Linked DNA regions of Homo sapiens: region 2 is linked to region 1. The links are chromatin loops, found by intact Hi-C in ENCODE. Cell type or tissue: Calu3. All regions are shown on one strand. Links, peaks and the distances in the headings refer to the core of each region. The heading gives the core; the rest is flanking DNA. Region 1 overlaps LOC440742 (a long non-coding RNA gene). Region 2 overlaps AKT3 (AKT serine/threonine kinase 3).

What was found. Peaks named below come from ENCODE experiments on the same cell type or tissue, not always from the same donor. Only the 100,000 strongest peaks of a DNase experiment are listed, where the experiment ranks them.
Region 2: it touches region 1 in a loop (2.0-fold over the local background); 6 of 110 quality-filtered maps call a loop at or near these places.

What each region holds. Positions count from the first base shown.
Region 1 is chr1:244,066,014-244,070,412 of GRCh38, forward strand. It overlaps LOC440742 (a long non-coding RNA gene), which reads left to right. Exons shown (of 3, transcript NR_188395.1): 3 at 185-1,897. Among named protein-coding and RNA genes, the nearest start is that of ZBTB18, 17 kb to the left of the region's middle. RefSeq lists a silencer at 1,854-2,148. In Calu3, for the core only: no CTCF peak of the experiment used is centred there; DNase peaks (open chromatin) are centred at 1,368, 1,644 and 2,108.
Region 2 is chr1:243,710,991-243,715,389 of GRCh38, forward strand. The region is part of intron 2 of AKT3 (AKT serine/threonine kinase 3); the gene reads right to left. Among named protein-coding and RNA genes, the nearest start is that of AKT3-IT1, 81 kb to the right of the region's middle. RefSeq lists an enhancer at 2,175-3,601. In Calu3, for the core only: a CTCF peak has its summit at 2,065; no DNase peak of the experiment used is centred there.

The DNA.
Region 1 (4,399 bases), core at 273-4,272:
TGTGATTCATATAGGAGTATGATGGATGTATGATACGTTTTCCACAGCTATTTAAGAAAAAACGATTATCTTAGTCATGGGGTAAAGTTATGTGAAGCATTGCACCATCCAGGCTGTGTCTGGGCCAGTACAGATTTTTTTTCTTTTTCTTTTTCTTTCTTTCTTTTTTTTTTTTTTGTGAAAGATTACTTCTTGGCAAACTAGATATGCAAACGCCAGAATACAGTAAAACCACATTTAATTGGACCTACTTGCCAACTTCTTGAACACAGCTTGGATTATTCCACTGGAGGCTGCTTCTGTTAAAAGCTGGGGGAGGAGGAAGTGGCATATTGACAAGACTTCAGATAATTTTTTTTTCACTCGAAGTACAATTATGCAATGAGCCAAGTTTGGAAGTATTTTACTATGTTTAATAATTATTATTAAAGATATTGTAAAACATATGCATTTGTTAAGTGGAATGTAATGGGAGTAAAATCATGTCATCAATTTTCCTTTGGATTTATTTTCCCATTTTGTGTTTTATTTGACAGCCTTCCAAATTGATTCTAGCCAAAACCATGCACTCTAATATATATCATACTTGATATTAAAGTGAGAATGCGAGTAATTTATAGAATCTGAGTGAGAACAGTTTTCTTCTCTTAGCCAGCCTATATGGAGCTGCCACCTCTGCTCAGGTAGCAACCGACACATGCCTTGTACACAGAAAGGAAAATAATAGGGGTCGAGAAATCCTCCACACATCCTTCCTGATAGACACTCCAAAACCCACATATCCCAGGCATTGTTCAGTGGGAGATCAGGGGCAAGGAGAAGGATAACTATTTCTTTATGTGTGTGTGAATCTAGAGGAACCAGACTTGTCTCTGGAAATGCAAGTGGGAAGTGGGATTCACTGAGAAGCCATCATTCTGCTCAGGTGAGTCCTGACTTCAGGCGAGGGATCCTAAAGGTGACACCGCGATCCTTCACCTGGAAAGCCAAGGAGACATGACATCAGTGTGTTTCACATCCTAAGCTTAAACAAATGTATATTGTTTTTACCGCCTCTTTCTCAAGGGGGAACACTGCCCCTGAAACTGCACTCCTTGAAACCGAGCAAAGGTGCCATCGCTAATGATTAGCAAGACGCTCCGGATGGTTTGCATCGAACTCCACCTGCTATGTGAAAACCCCATGCTTTTCTCACTTTCCCATTCAAGCTGCTTAGCAGTTGGGTCCTCTCCTCTGAGTGTGGTTATGTGTCAGTTTGACTTCTGTGTGCCCTGCGATTTCGTTGTTTTCTTCTGCCCTGCCACAGCAAATGACCAGTGGAGGCAACCAGCGGACGGAGGAAAAGGGCAGGTCCCTGCATCCATCTCAGCGCCCTGCAGCCGGCGGCCTGTCCTTTCAGGCGGGAGTTCCCAGCGGCGTTCCTAGGTGTTTTGAATGTGTGCCCCGGGGCTGGGGGAAGCCTCGTGCAGTTCTGCTGCTGTGGGAGGCAGGGGGGACTGGAGGGGACGGGAGCAGTGTGAGGCTTTCATGTGCAGAGGGGACATGAGGACATCTGGATGGCATCCCTGTGAGCAGGGCTCCCGCTGCAGGCCTTTGAAAACCCCGCTGCCCTGGCTCCCCAGTGCCTTGGAACTTTCTCCCTGGAGAATGCAGAAAAGCCAGTGCCCTTGATTTCTTAGACATCTACAGCTTCGACACGTGCAGGGTTATCCAGGAGCAGTGAGGTTTGGGGTGAGGGCCTGAGCACTTTCTGAAAAGTGCTTGTTTCTAAGAACCTGGAACTATGAGTGAGGAGTGACATGAGTTCTGCCCTCAAGTCCTCTGATAACCAGCTGTGCAGTCTTGAACAAGTGACTTCATCTCTTCATCTTTAAAATAAACCTTTTGGGCCAAATGACTCGAATGTTTTTCCAACTTCATTTTTTTTTTTTTTACTGTTTAACAGAAATGCTGATTGAACTTGGGCTGGGAACAAAGAAATCTTTTCTAATTAGAGTAGAAATGATGACTAATATACTGCTCAAGCTTCTGAGGCTCATTGGGATCAAAGACACACTCACTCTGATAAGGGAGGGCACTGACCGGGCTGCTGACTGTTTCCACCAGCCTTCGGGTTTTAATATCTAACTACAGTTATGCCCATGCATGCTGGCCATGTGCTAGACACACGCTTCCTTGTCTTTGCTCAAGTCTAGTGGCTTTTGGGTTATTTGTATTTTTTAACAGGAGAAACCTGAGAGATCCTAAGTAGATATCAGGCAAGAGCTTGTCTAGTTCCATGTTTTGTTTTGTATGTTTTGTTTTGAGATAGGGTCTTGCTCTGTCACCTAGGTTGGAGCTCAGTGGTGCAATTGTGGCCCACTGTAGCCTCGAACTCCCGGCCCAAGTCATCCTCCCATCTCAGCCTCCTGAGTAGCTGGGACAACAGGCGTGCGCTTCCTGGCTAATTTTTTTTTTTTTTTTTTTTTTGTAGAAACAGGGTTTTGCCATGTTGCCCAGGCTGGTCTCAAATTCCTGGGCTCAAGCGATTTGCCCTCCTTGTTCTCCAAATGTGCTAGGATTACAGGCATGAGCCACCGAACCCAGTCCACTTCCATGGATTTTAAAAATGTTAAACACCTACCTTTAAGAAAGATGATGAGGCAATATCACCTTTGTTTTTGTTGCCGTCTATCAGAGAGAATGACTCCTAAGGAGTCATTCCTATGAGTCTTGCAGAGTGATTTTCTGTTTGTTCAGCTCCTTCACAGAGTCTTGGTTGGACAGCTCCCCGTCACCTTCCCCGACAGGGCCTTGCCTTTGAAAAGGCTAATTCTGGTAGACAGGCAGCTTCAACAGGAAGTGGCACACCAAGGACCATCGCTTTTGGATGTGGTTCATGGGATGTGGAGTGTCCAAGGAGATGCTGATAGGCCTAAAGATCAGAGATCATTTGACTTCGGTAGATTGTCAAAAGAGAACACAACACAATTGCAAATGGACTTTAAAATGAGAGAAAATCAAATTTCTAGTGACAATCATAAAAATGCCACAATCCACCATGGACAGCCACACCACCAACCTAGTCATTTTTTATATTTCTAGCTTGTACTTAATCCATTCCAGCATGGAGCAAAACGCTATCAGTGTTCTGTGAAGAAACAGTCCAAGAGAATGATTGCAGTCTAATTTGCATAAGAGTCTAACTCAAATATTTTCACTTTTTTTTTCATTTTGAAGTCACAAAGTAAAATGGTTGAGGAATTTAAGATTAGCATGTAAGCGAGACTGAAATAGGACTATGTTCTCATATTAGTTAAAACTCTTTGGTTGCAAGGAAGAGAAATCCAACTTAAGTGAGTTTAAGCCAAAAAAGAATTTTATTATAAGGCTACTTGGATTCAATGGAATCCAAAAGAGGAATATGGCTAGGCCTTGCAAGCAGCTAGAACTAGAAGCTCAAATGCCGTCTGGATTTGCTCTCCTCTCCTTGCCTCTGATTCTCTTTCTGCTGATTGGCATTTTCTATTCCTCAGTCCACATGGTGGAACAGGGCTGCCAACTGCTTCTGCATTTACATGCCTTCATTTTCAGACACCCAGAGAGAGACTGACTTCTTTTGTCAGTTGCAGTTCCCAAATCCTGGGGGGAGGGCTATGATTGGCCCGTTTGGATCAGGTGCCCACCTCTTGACCAATGGTCGGTGCCAAGGGTGAGGCCCGTTGTAGCAAAAGTTAGTCTCCCATGGTGCCATATTGAAGGCACCGCATATGCATGCACAGGGGGCATGGGAGCAGGGCAGACAGTTTCCCAGAATGCGGCTGGTGCTGAGCTGACGAAGCAATGGGGGCTCTTTACATATCTCAACGAAAATTAAAGGGAAATGAGGAGAAAATATTATTTCTTTGGAAGTGAGAATAGTATATTCTCCCTTTTGGTGTCTCCAGAGTTCATTTCTAACCCATGGCCAAATGGTTAAGTGAAATAATGTTGTTTTTTTTTTTAAAAAAAGTACAGTAAAATATCAATTACTTTTCACTTAACTTGGCTTATCTAATCTTCTTCCCTTATGACCTTACAGTCTTGGAGCATGTTCACATACATTTTTCTGAAACCCTTACTTGATCCATGCTGCGGAGGCCATGTGACTCAATTGCTGAGCCGACCCTTCAGCTATTTAATACTGATCCAGATGCCCTGTGGGTGGGACAGAGGGTGATCAGACAACAGCACCCATGAACAAAGAAGATGTCTCCCCTTTCCCCGTGTTCGGGACGGAGGAAGGAGACTCGTGTCACTGAAGAGCTCTGTATTCACAGCAGGTGTGGAATGTGTGTTCTCCACGTAGAAACACCGGAATCTAGGAGGCGAGGGCATGGAGGCGTCGAGAGCATCAGTGCAGGTTAATGGGAACCAGGCC
Region 2 (4,399 bases), core at 310-4,309, 350 kb before region 1:
TTTTTAAGTATGAAAAATAATTTTGTAGAACAAAATGTGAAATCAGCTGGCCAGGCACAGTGGCTCACGCCTGTAATCCCAGCACTTTGGGAGGCCAAGGCGGGTGGTTCACAAGGTCAGGAGTTACAGACAAGCCTGGCCAACAAAGTGAAACCCCGTCTCTACTAAAAATACAAAAATTAGCCAGGTGTGGTGGCACGTGCCTGTAGTCCCAGCTACTCGGGAGGCTGAGGCAGGAGAATCGCTTGAAACCCTTGAACCCAGGAGGTGGAGGTTGCAGGGAGCTCAGACCATGCCATTGCACTCCAGCCTGGGTGACGGAGTGAGACTCCATCTCAAAAACAAACAAACAAAAGAACAAAATTTGAAATCATCATCACTAAATAACCACTAATACCATACATCCGAAATACTTTTATCCAACTGTTTTCTTTATATTTTCTTTAAATAATTTATTTCCCTCCACATTTATAAAACAATCATATATCCCTAAATAAACATAAGGTTCCAAGAAACAACCTTCTATCTGTGACCATTCTCTCAAACAGCCTCTACAGCTTGGTATTCTTATTCTATGATAGTCAGAGCATTATATAAATACTCCAATTGTAATAGCTACAGAGCTCTAGACTTGCACATAACACCTAATAAAAATACTAACAGCTACTACTGAATTCATTCAAGACATTCTAAATATATTATCTCATTTTGTTTTCACAAGATCCTTGAATAGCAAGTATTGTTTCCTTCTTTCAAAAGATGAAGAAATTCACATTTAAATAGTTTAAGTGACTATGAGTAAATTCACTCATCTAAGTTAAGTGATATTTAAATCTGGTCTTTGTAACTTCAAAGACATTCTGCCTTTAATATTTCAATCACCTTAATATGTATACTTGCCTGTACTACTAAGATTTAGCAAATGGCTCTGAAAGAATCAGAAGTAACATATCATTAATAAAGCATAGACCTGCAAGTTTGCTTGTGTATAAAAGTTGGTATAAGCTTGCTTTTCCCAGTCACTCATTAATATCCTGACCACTGACAAACCATACCCTCTCACTTTAATAACAAACACCTTCTACTTAAAAAATGGCATACTGCTCGCCTCCAAACTTGGTAGGGATATTAGGATTGACTATGAAACTGTAAATACATGGACATAATCCTACACACAAATATGGATATATTCACGGCCACCTATATAAAAGAAATAAATACATGAGACAAAGGAAAAGTCAAGGTGGCTGATGATTTTCTATGCCTTTTCAGCAAACACGGATTAGAGTCACTTGAGTAAAAACTGACGGTGAGAGAGAAAGTTTTTTCTAGATAGACCTGACCTCTATTTCTTTATGAAAAGCAGAAAATAACAGATAACCTTCCTTTAATTCTTTCAGAAAGACATTACTCTGGACACGAAGCTCTGTCAGTACGTTGGCCTTTCAACCATGCTTTGGGCAATTTCTGCTTGATAATTATGCAACAAAACCTTAAATGTTTTAGGAAGGCATGAGTTCCAAAAGTCAACATAAGCACTTTTTAATTCTCCACACATATTTTTTTTTGAAATGTTAAGTCCACATTGGGCGGAAAAAAGAAAAAAGGAGAAAAGTCAGAGCTTCTCTTTTTTGTTTTCTAGTTATTCCATTCATATTGATTGGTTCTGAAATGTTACAAAAATTTTTGGTGTTCTAGAAAATAAGTAATATGGAAAATTTTTACCTAAGGTCACTGTTTCTTCTCAATTATTTAAGGTGAAAGTAATAAACCAGACATTTAAGTAAACATGCTCACTTCCATCTAAATATAAATGTTATCACAGCATTTGAAAACATTCCAGATATATCAAATCTCTAACACCTAATGTCAAGAATGTATCAGAAGGAAATATACAACCAACTCATTAATGCTTGATAAAAATGCACGCTTGTCATTTATAGAATCCATGACAACCATGAGAAAAAGAGTATGTACTGATCAAAAAGGCCAGGTTACTATATAACTTTGTTTCACAACTAACGACATTTAAGTTCAAAGTATTATGGAATTACTTACAAAATAAACTGGGTACTCTCTACCTCACCCCTAGTGGTAGGCTATGAAACAAATCGATTCAGTTTAAAATAGTTTATGTGCCGACTAGTGTTAAAACGTTCATGTATGCATTAAGATCACACCAAATCACCTGACTGATTCCTTCATCAAAAGCTCCTCTTGGCAGTTAGCAGTACACACCTAACATTAGCCAAACAGGTTATCTACCATCAACACGGAGAAATAAGAAACTTTGTATTGCCATTTAAAGAAGTTGCTTTCTAAAACTAGACATGAATAAGGGAGAGAAGAGGAAGTATTAAACCCCTAAACTAATTAACGAAATAAGGGAGGGGGGATGCAGGAAAACAATGATAATTAGTATGTACCCTTGGTTAACCAAATCCACACATACATTCATTCTGTATATGCACAAACATCAGCAGCATCATAAACCGTCTCAAGTTCTAGCCATTATTCAGTTCGACATCTGCACATGTTTATGCGTCTCTCCAAACAACCTCTTGAACACCCTGCTGGAGCTGTCATTTTTTTCTTCTCCCTATCTGGCAGATGGCAAGTCAACAATCGGCATCAACAGCAGCCGAATATCTCCCCCTCCATCCTACCCCCCTAAACAGACACAATAATAACTTCTTTGTGCTTCCCTACAATGCAGCTGCTTAAACCATTTCGCTACAAGGCTGCTTTGCCTTAATAAAAAAAAAAAAAAAAAAAAAAAAAAAATCCCTTCTGTCAAGTCTAAAAAGCAGCATAATGTTAAGCAAGCTAAAGCCACAGCACAGCTGCAAACGGGCAGACACATTGACAGCTCCTCCCTTAACAAAGCCCTGTGAATTGAAGGGGGTTCATCTGAGGCTCACACAGTAATTAGTATAAAAAAGTCCGACAGCCTCTATTATGCTAAGGGAAAAAAAAACTGGACAGAACTGGGCTGCTGTTTTGCGTCAAGAGTTCTGCTGCAGAGTAGATAAATCATGTTGGGTTTTTTCCTCTCTTTTTAAAGACAGTAATAAGGAGGATGAGAGAAGCTAATTTGAAAACTTGGACACAGTAATTGTACCATATGGTGAGCATTTATCCTTTCTGAAATGCACGCTAACAGTCACTTACATGCACACTGCTTTGTTTTACAGTTGTTATTCTCTCTACCATATTCATAAAATGGATTTGAATATCTGATACTCAAGATAAGTTGTGTGTAATTAGCAAGAGAACTGCCTAGGTTTAATTTATTGGCCTTGCACTGCAATCTAGTAAAATGCAAAACAAAATTAAACAATGTGTCCACTTTGTACAGATATTTTTTCTTTAACTCAACAAAACACTAATGAATACAAGTTCATTGGAGTGTTTCTAAGTTAAGGCACAGTGTATTTTGAAAATTCCAACAGAATAAACTATAGCTGTTGATAAGATTTCTGATATGTCACCATAAGAATAATTTTTCAGAAAGATCACCTGGTTTAATTTTGTATTTCACTGAAGCAGATGTAACTCTTCCTCATATACATCAGTAAACCTAGATGCAAGAGAAATTTCCTTGCATATGTCCTAAAAATTTTAGGAAAAGAAATTCTGTCATTTATTAAATAGTTATTAAGTACTCTGTGCCAAGCACCTATCTGGCACGGGGAGGAGAATATAGAAAAGCTTTCACATTTTTTTTAAATCTAAACATAAATTGACTTATTTTGTCTACTTCAAAATTCTATAAAAATCTACTATTTGAAGAAAGACTTTAATAACACTAATAGTACACTGGTTATCATGGCACAATATATATCAAAATATATAGGGAACAAGATTAGTTTAATCAGAAGTAAATTCACTGTAATGACATCTGTGTGACCCTTTTAGGTAAAATATTCTGTGTTTACTCAATATAAACTATGTTCTAAAACTGACATACTCAACTAGAACTCATATGAATCCTTTAAATTTCAAGTGGAGTAAAATCACTGGTTTGAATTTCTACAGCATCCATTTGACCACAAGTATCCTTCTGATCAATATTTTGGGGACATGAAGAAGCAGAATATTTTAAGGTATTGTTAGTTCAAGACAGAACTAAGAGTCCCTACTAAAGCTTGAAGTAATCTGTCTTTAGAAGAAAGACTGTGACTCCACCCAGGAAATTGGGCATAATTACATTAAGAAGGAATGGCTTCATCCAGAAAGTACCACTAATAATTTTCTACAATAAATCTCCATTTTGGCTTAACAGAAATAAACTTGGTCACCCACTACTAGTATAGTGGCTTCCCTTTATGCTACTGGTATTGGGCCATATGACCAATTTACACCTTGGATAAAAATATTCACTTTTGTATACTGCTTT